2 separate regions of the Homo sapiens genome follow, and region 2 is linked to region 1. Evidence: chromatin loops called from intact Hi-C (ENCODE). Cell type or tissue: endothelial cell of umbilical vein. All regions are shown on one strand. Region 1 overlaps MRPS6 (mitochondrial ribosomal protein S6). Region 2 has its middle 7.4 kb from the start of LINC00649.

Region 1 (4,000 bases):
TCAACAAAACAGACATTTGTGGACCATTAGATAAATCTTCAGTAGGACCATCAGGAATTTTTCAGTTCTGGATTAAGATAATCACTCTGCAAAACAGACATTTAAATATACCTAAAATTAAATGTATTAAAATTTGACGGCTTCTCTCCTGAAAAAGAGACAAATACTAAATTTTCAGTTAATTGTAATTGCAGCTGACAGATCAATACGAACAACAATTTTATTCAACCTAATGCCTTCCACACATTAACTTCTAAATGATTTCTCCTTTTCCAATAAGGCAACCTCAGAGAAGAATGTTTTTCCATGCTTTTTCTGATGATTCTAGGCATTTTCCTTTTAAGTCCTATAAATTATACTAAAGCTACCTCTTCTCAAAACCGTTCAAAACAGACCACAGTATTAGAAACTTTACAACACACTTCTCACTGACAAAAGGAGCTAAACATAATGCCTAGAGACTACTGCCCTACAAAATTAGGTTCTTAGGTCTAATGCAGAAAAAACTGCCTGGATAGAAATGTCTCAATCCCATCTGCGTGCCTTTTTAAAGCATTAAGCAATACAATAATTATGCTATGAAAAGTGATTTAAATCCTTTCTAAGTGTCAACGGCTGGCATAAATAAGATTGATTGCCAGAGAAAAGCAAAAAAAAAAAAAAAAATCTTAAAAGTTGAGGTTTGTATCACTTCATACCTGCCAAATCCTGAAGATGATCATATTTCTATGACCACCTTCCCCACCCCCAAAAGCTTCCAAGTTTTTAAACAAATGCTTTGACATTATGTAGGACGAATCATCTAAATTTTTAATAAAATCTAATCAGATGACTAGTAAACATTATTTAAAAAGGTATCGTTAAATGTTTCTGCATAAGGGAAGCTTGTCAATTACAATGAAAACTGCTGTGTCAATTACAATGAAAACTGCTGTTCGCAGTTATGAAACCCTGCCTCCAGGGCTCTCTGCTACCCAACAGCCATCCAAGTCATCCTCAGGCCACTTGTTTCAATTTTCAGAAGGCTACCTGGCTAATCAGGTATCACTCTTCCCAATGGCAGTAGCAACCACGTGCTTTCCAAAGAAGGGAGAGAAAAACACAGTGGGTATTTCTGGTTTCATCTGGCCGTTGGGGGGGAAATAGGGTGGGTTATGTGTCATAGTAGCTGCTGCAGCTTATTTGTTCAGAGAACAAAGTGCTGAAAAAGAAAACAAGCACTTCCTCAATCACTGGGAAGCACTGTTACTATCAGTAACATTGTTCTTCATTGTCAAATCTGATTTATGCAAGGTAAATATAGAAGCTATATTCTGCTGCCTGATGAATGCTCAAACTGCATGAAGTTCTCATGCTAGCCCTAACTCCTAACTTCTCTAGTAAAGTCGCTCTGCCCACAGGAGAGGTACCAAATAGTACCCTAACACTAGCTCAAGGCTGAATTCTCAACTCTCCGCCTAGGCTTCCTCATATCCTTCAAAGCCACTGCGGACAGTTCCCTTCTCACTGGATACCATACCACTCTGTGGGTCGTGTCTAGATTTTTCCAACTTAAACAAAACACATGCAGAGACCAGCACCTGGTAAAGACTGGAAAAGGAAAAACAAAACCAAAAACAGGTCAATTTGGTTTGTAGAAATATATAAAATACTATAATGCAATGCAGCTATATTTTACACTCTAGTCACAGTCACAGCCTTGAATTTCAGTCTTTCAAGAGATAAACTACATTCCTTAAAAATGGTTCTGAATATACAGTATGTTATATATATATATATGTTTTTCTTCCTTTTAAAGAAGTTAACATTTCTTCAACAAAATACAATGAGCACTGTCCAGGGTTCCCTTATTTTTATAAGAATACACATGGAAGAATCTTCAGCTAACATGAGGCTTTTTAACTTGTATTTTTATATTTATATATGCTTTTTGTCACAGTTCATCATTCACGCAAACCTCTCAAGTAAAATTATAAGACAATAAAATAGGTATAGTTATGAAAAGCATGTAGGTGGGTTCCTTGGTAGTCCATTTTTTTCTTAAAAAGCTTCTGTAATGGGAGTAATACTTGTAGAATGCAAAAAGAAACAGTCCCCTAGTGGTGATGAGCAGATTTAGCCAAACCTTGAACACAAAGGTGCTTTGAAACAGAGCAGATTCCCCTTCTTCCCAAAAGAGAAGGCATCCTTCTCAGAAAGTAGTATTTTATTGTTTTGCACAGAATTAGAATGCAGTTTTGGTTCTATTCCACGCATCTGGATAAATTAAATTGCAACTGAAGAATTAATCCAAATAGAGAAGTGTAAATATAAATATTTGCTGCATTTGACCAAATAGAAAGAGAAAAAAAGGTAAGACCAAATTTAAATAAGCACTCCTTCAGGTGATATAACCATGTTAACCAAAATGTAATTAGTTATCATGACCAGATCTCTCTAGTACTGTCTGGGTGACCATATAATTTATCTTCCAAACCAGAAACTTATTCTGGAACTATATGTAAACAGCAGGATATATGGGCACTCTATCAAAAAAATAATAAAATAAAAAACCACCTGCCACTAAAACCAAACAAGGAACAAGAAAAATTATCTCCTATACTCAGGGCTTCAAGTCATAAGTTCAATGACACAGGGCGGGGCCTGCAAAGAGTAGTACGCAATAATCTTAAACGTGACCAAACAACCACCTCTTTTAGCTTTGGAGTCAATTTACAAACCACACACTCAAGGTACAATCTGAGACGCCTAGTCCAGCACTCTGTCAATGGTAAGCTTGATGAGCCCTGCTCATCCTCTGATCCAAATGAAAAATATTCACTTAGCCAGCTAATAATTGAAGGGTTATAGAACACACAGACACCTCTGAAAACTAATTACCTGAATTACAATCACTTTTGTGTAACCTACCAAAAACAAAAAACATGGGCATACCCAAGCTTGTTTTCTCCCCACCCCAACAGACAGATTTCATGATTCTGTAAGAAGGGAGGTGGGTGTAGGTACCACATCTATGTAGGTGGCACGGTACAGAAGAAAACAGCACAGTTTTTAAGGGCTGGGTTCCATGCTCCGTCACTTCCTAACTGTAGGATCTCAGGCAACAACTTCATCTCTATGAGCCTCAACAAGTCTCAACTGTCTGGCTTTTAAAATGAAACCAACTTGCTCCTTATGATTTATAAGGAATAAGTAACAGAGAAAGCTAGTATTGCCCAGTGCAATGGGGAGGTGGCTCAGTAAATGTCAGTTTACTCCCTACAACCTGAATATACTAGAAGTGATATTAGTTCCTTTCAAATTAAACTGTCAACTATGTGCAAGGCATATTAGGATTTTCCCAAGTTATTTATATATAGAAAGATTAGATAAAATAATGCATTAAAGATGCAGCTCTCTCAAACATTTTAGACTCCCAACTGTCTCATCAACTATTAGCTCCTACTTAAATCACTTCAAGTAAAATACAAAAAGAAAAAATGTATATAAAATTCTTAAGACTTTACATACATGCTTTCACTTTTGTCACCTTGACTCAAGTTCTAGGAAAGCAAATTCCTGTGGTGGAATAGACTACTAACGCTTGATGCAGAGTGTATGTGTACTCACATAGGACTGTCCTCAACCCCTGCTTACTTTAAAAATGTGGAGCAAGGATACTGTAGCGGTTCATCAGTAACACAAAGAGCAAAACAGGTTTTCCTAATATAACTGGCCTGAACTCCAGCCAGTTTTAAATTGTAAGTGGAGCTAAAGACAACACTACAGATTAAGTATCCCTAATGCAAAAATACAAAATCTGAAATGCTCCTCCCAAATCCAAAACTTTTTGAGAACTGACATGATGCTCAAAGGAAATGCTCACTGGAGCATTTTGGGTTTGGGATGTTCAGATATGGGATGCTCAGCCACCAAGTAATATGCAATATCCCACAATCCAAAACACTTCTGGTCCCAAGCATTTAAGATACGGGATATTCAACCTGTACCGTAATGTTTT
Region 2 (4,000 bases), 170 kb after region 1:
GTACCAGCATGGCACATGTATACATATGTAACTAAGCTGCACAATGTGCACATGTACCCTAAAACTTAAAGTATAATAAAAAAATAAAAATAAATAAAAAATAAATAAAAATTTAAAAAAAGAAGGTAATGAAACAAAGCATTAACATTCCAAAATGGAAGGCCGGGGGCGGTAGCTCACACCTGTAATCTCAGCACTTTGGGAGGCCAAGGCGGGCAGATCACTTGAGGCCAGGAGTTCGAGACCAGCCTGGCCAACATGGTGAAACCTCATCTCTACTAAAAATACAAAAAGATTAGCCGGGTGTGGTGGGGCGCATCTGTAGTTCCAAGTACTCTGGAGGCTGAGGCAGGAGAATCGCTTGAACCCAGGAAGCAGTGGTTGCAGTGAGCTGAGGTCATGCCTCTGCACTCACTCCAGCTTGGGGGACAGAGCGAAACTCCGTCTCAAAAAAAAAAAATCCATAATGAAGCATGATCCATGTTTGCATTCATCTTGCCTCTATTGAAAGACAAAATACTGCATTTAGAGGGGACTGCATCCTGGGGATGAGAGTAACAGCTCTAGTTTGTGGTGTGCCGACTCCTTGCCCACGCTGCGTTAAATGTTTTGCAGGCATTACATAATTTACATGATATATACCATCACTATCTCCATTCTCCAGGTAAGGAAATGAGGCAGGAGGTTAGGCAACTTGCCCAAGTCACACAGCTGGTGAAGGGAAGGGCTGCAATTCCAACCCAGGCCCTGGGGCTGCAGAACCTGACGCTGCCTCTGCAGGAACAACAGGATCATAACCAGACTCCAGTGACCCAGGTCCCCCAGGCCCCAAGGCTTGGCCGCAGCTGGAACTGCAGAGTGCTTCATGACATCAAAAAAGGGCACCAAGCAGGTCCAGTTTACTATTAATACATTCATTCCTCATCTCAATTTACAGTCTGTTTTGATTCAAATCAATGAACAGAAGAATGTTCTGCTGTTTATCATTTGTTCATTCCTACAGTCATTACCGTCTTCCCCAACAAGGCACCCATTTAGTGGCATAACTTCTCCCTGAACTGCCCTAGCCCCAAAAGAAAAAGGACTTTGATATCAGAGTTACGGATCTGCTCCAAGCCAGCAGCACTTTTCTGTGAAGCCCGTGGAGCAGATATGAAAACCTGGGCGAGATGACTCCAACCTGGGTTGCTATGGGAAGTCTGAGGGGCTGGGTGGGCAGGGGCTGTGGAGCTGAAACATTAGAAGGGGTTTGTTTCTAGGGTTTCTAAAGCTAGAAACTCCTAGAAGGTTTGCAGCCAGGGGACAACAAACTGTAGCTATCTGGGCCCGCAAACACCAGGAGCCTGGATTAGAGCATTTGGCAAGGGACCCTTTCATTTGCAGACCTCACAATACTCCGATTCTTTCTTGCATGTGAGCGAGAACAACACCGAGGTTTGTAGAAGGAAAGCTCTAGAACAAAATTCATCCCGATGCCAGAGGCTTCCTCACAATGTGAGGAGATGGCGCCCCCTCGTGTCGAGATGATCCTTCAGCACCTGGACCAGGCTGAGAGCGGTGACCTTGAGCACTAAGCAGGTGGTGGCTTCAAGATGGGCTTGACCTGCAGTGGGGAGAGGCCTGGGCCCCACAGTAGGTGACCAGTTCCCACGGCTTGGGGTCCTCCGTCTGTCACCTTGCAGATACAGGAGGTCTATACTGCAGACCCTCCTAAAGCAGCTTTCTCTAAAGATGCAAAAAACCACCAAGCTGTTTTTAGATGTGCTATTTGCTGTTTTTCTCTAGCAGATGCGCCAAGTCCTAAAGATAAACAGTTTAAAATGATATGGATTCAGTACCTGGAATCCCATTGTCCATTTCTATCAACACTTTTTTTGTTGAAAGCCTGATCGGTTCCAGCCCAGTGACCTCCATAGATTGGCATGACTCCCCTAAAGCCCCCTTTTTGTAAGTGCTAGAGATCCTTGCTGAAAGCTGTCAAGGGCACTTTCCCATCCTTTGGGTTTAAACAGAAAGACCAGCTACATGTAAAAGCCCATCACCCCAAGACAACAAGTGGCTCTGGTCTGCTAGAAAGGATTCATGCAGTTTTTTAAAATGAACTCAGAAAAGAAAAGAACAGAAAGACAAAATTGAAGCAGAATTCACTCCAAGATAAATAAATACTTGAACAATGCAAACATTTCTCAGGTCCTTCTGGTGTGACAAAATGTATAGGGGCCAGACATGGTGGCTCACATCTGTAGTCCAGCTCCTCTGGAGGCTGAGGCAGGAGGATGGCTTGAACCCAGGGAGGTCGAGGCTGCAAGTGAACTGTGATGGTGCCACTGCACTCCAGCCCGAGGGACACAGCAAGACCCTGACTCAAAAAAAGAAATGCACAGGGAAATTGTTATTACTATCCTTTGCTCTGAACAAATACCATCCTTATCTGCATTCTGCAGAGCTAAAGAAAATTCCCCCAGGTTGGAGGAGTCTACGTTAAAGCTAAGCTTTGGAAGGAATTTAAGAGGTAATCTGATCCAATTCCTCAGTCTTTCATGGATCTCCTTAACTTGAGGCAATTGCCTTTCATATCAGAAGCTGTGTTATCAGAAACCACAGAGGATGTATCTCCCCTTTAAGGGCCATAGTCATTAATAAGTGACAGGATCGTGTCATCCTTTTTTTTCTGATTATAGTAGTGACATATGCTCACTACTATAGTGTAGTGAGCATTTTTCACTGTGTAGAAAAACACACAGTGTGGTTTGTAATTTTTCCTCATGTCATTAAGTACTTTTTATGTCATTAAATACTTTTTGAAAATCTCTGTATCTCTTTTTTTTTTTTCAGACAGGGTCTCACTCTGTTGCTCAGACTGGAGTGCAGTGGCACAATCACAGCTCACTGCCACCTTGACCTCCTGGGTTCAAGCAATCCTCCCTCCTTAGCCTCCCAAGTAGCTGGAACTACAGGCATGATGTGCCACCATGCCTGGCTTTTTTTTTTTTTTTTTTTTTTTTGGTAGAGATGCGGTCTCACTATGTTGCCCATGCTGATCTGGAACTCCTGGGCTCAAGTGATTCTCCCTGCCTCGACCTTCCAAAGCACTGAGATTATAGGCTTATGCTTATAGTCCTGCATCCAACCCTGAAAAATCTCATTTTAGTGGCTACATAATATGCCATTTAAAAAGCCATTTTCTTATGTTCAGACATGTGTTTCTAGTTTTTTGCCGTTTTAAAGCTGAGTGTGGTGAGCATTTTCCACATTAACACTGGTCCAGATTTCTGACTAGTATAGATTGGAAGCGTTCTTTCTGGGTTAAAGGAAAAGTCACTTTTAGCCGGGTGTGGTGGCACAAGCCTGTAATCCCAGCACTTTAGGAGGTGGAGGGGGGAATATCGCTTAAGCCCAGGAGTTCAAAACCAGCCTGGGCAACATAGTAAGACCCTCATCTCTACAAAAAGATAACAGAATTAGCTGGCGGCATGGTGGTGCATCCCTATAGTCCCAGCAACTAGGGAGGCTGCGGTGGGAGGATTGCTTGAGCCTGGGAGGTTTAGGCTGTAGTGAACCATTATTTCACCCCTGCACTCCAGCCTGAGTGACAAAGTGAGACCCTGTCACACAAACAAAAATTTATTTTAAGTCACTTTTTTTTTTTGAGGTGGAGTCTCACTCTGTCGCCCAGGCGGGAGTGCAGTGGCACAATCTAGGCTCACTGCAACCTCCGCCCCGCGGGTTCAAATGATTCTCCTGTCTCAGCCTCCTGAGTAACTGGGATTACAGGCATTCACCACCATACCTGGCTAATTTTTGTATTTTTAGTAGAGATGGGGTTTCACCCTGCTGACGAGGCTGGTCTCAAACTCCTGACCTCAGGTGATCCGCCCGCCTCGGCCTCCCAAAGTGCTGGGATTACAGGTGTGAGGCTTTAAGTCACTTTTTAAGCCTTTGAGTCACTTTTTTAAGAGCATGTACAGTGAGGGTCTGATGCCACCACACTGCTCATTTC

What was found. Peaks named below come from ENCODE experiments on the same cell type or tissue, not always from the same donor. Only the 100,000 strongest peaks of a DNase experiment are listed, where the experiment ranks them.
Region 2: a loop joins it to region 1, with 2.8 times the contacts of the local background. A loop is called at or near these places in 4 of 110 quality-filtered maps.

The regions. Positions count from the first base shown.
Region 1 is chr21:34,089,905-34,093,904 of GRCh38, reverse strand. All of the region lies in intron 1 of MRPS6 (mitochondrial ribosomal protein S6), which reads right to left. The region is part of intron 1 of SLC5A3 (solute carrier family 5 member 3); the gene reads right to left. Among named protein-coding and RNA genes, the nearest start is that of SLC5A3, 18 kb to the right of the region's middle. In endothelial cell of umbilical vein, a CTCF peak has its summit at 2,140; a DNase peak (open chromatin) is centred at 1,204; H3K27ac peaks cover 640 bases.
Region 2 is chr21:33,921,697-33,925,696 of GRCh38, reverse strand. No RefSeq gene overlaps it. Among named protein-coding and RNA genes, the nearest start is that of LINC00649, 7.4 kb to the left of the region's middle. In endothelial cell of umbilical vein, a CTCF peak has its summit at 1,526 (motif pointing left); a DNase peak (open chromatin) is centred at 1,506; H3K27me3 peaks cover 598 bases.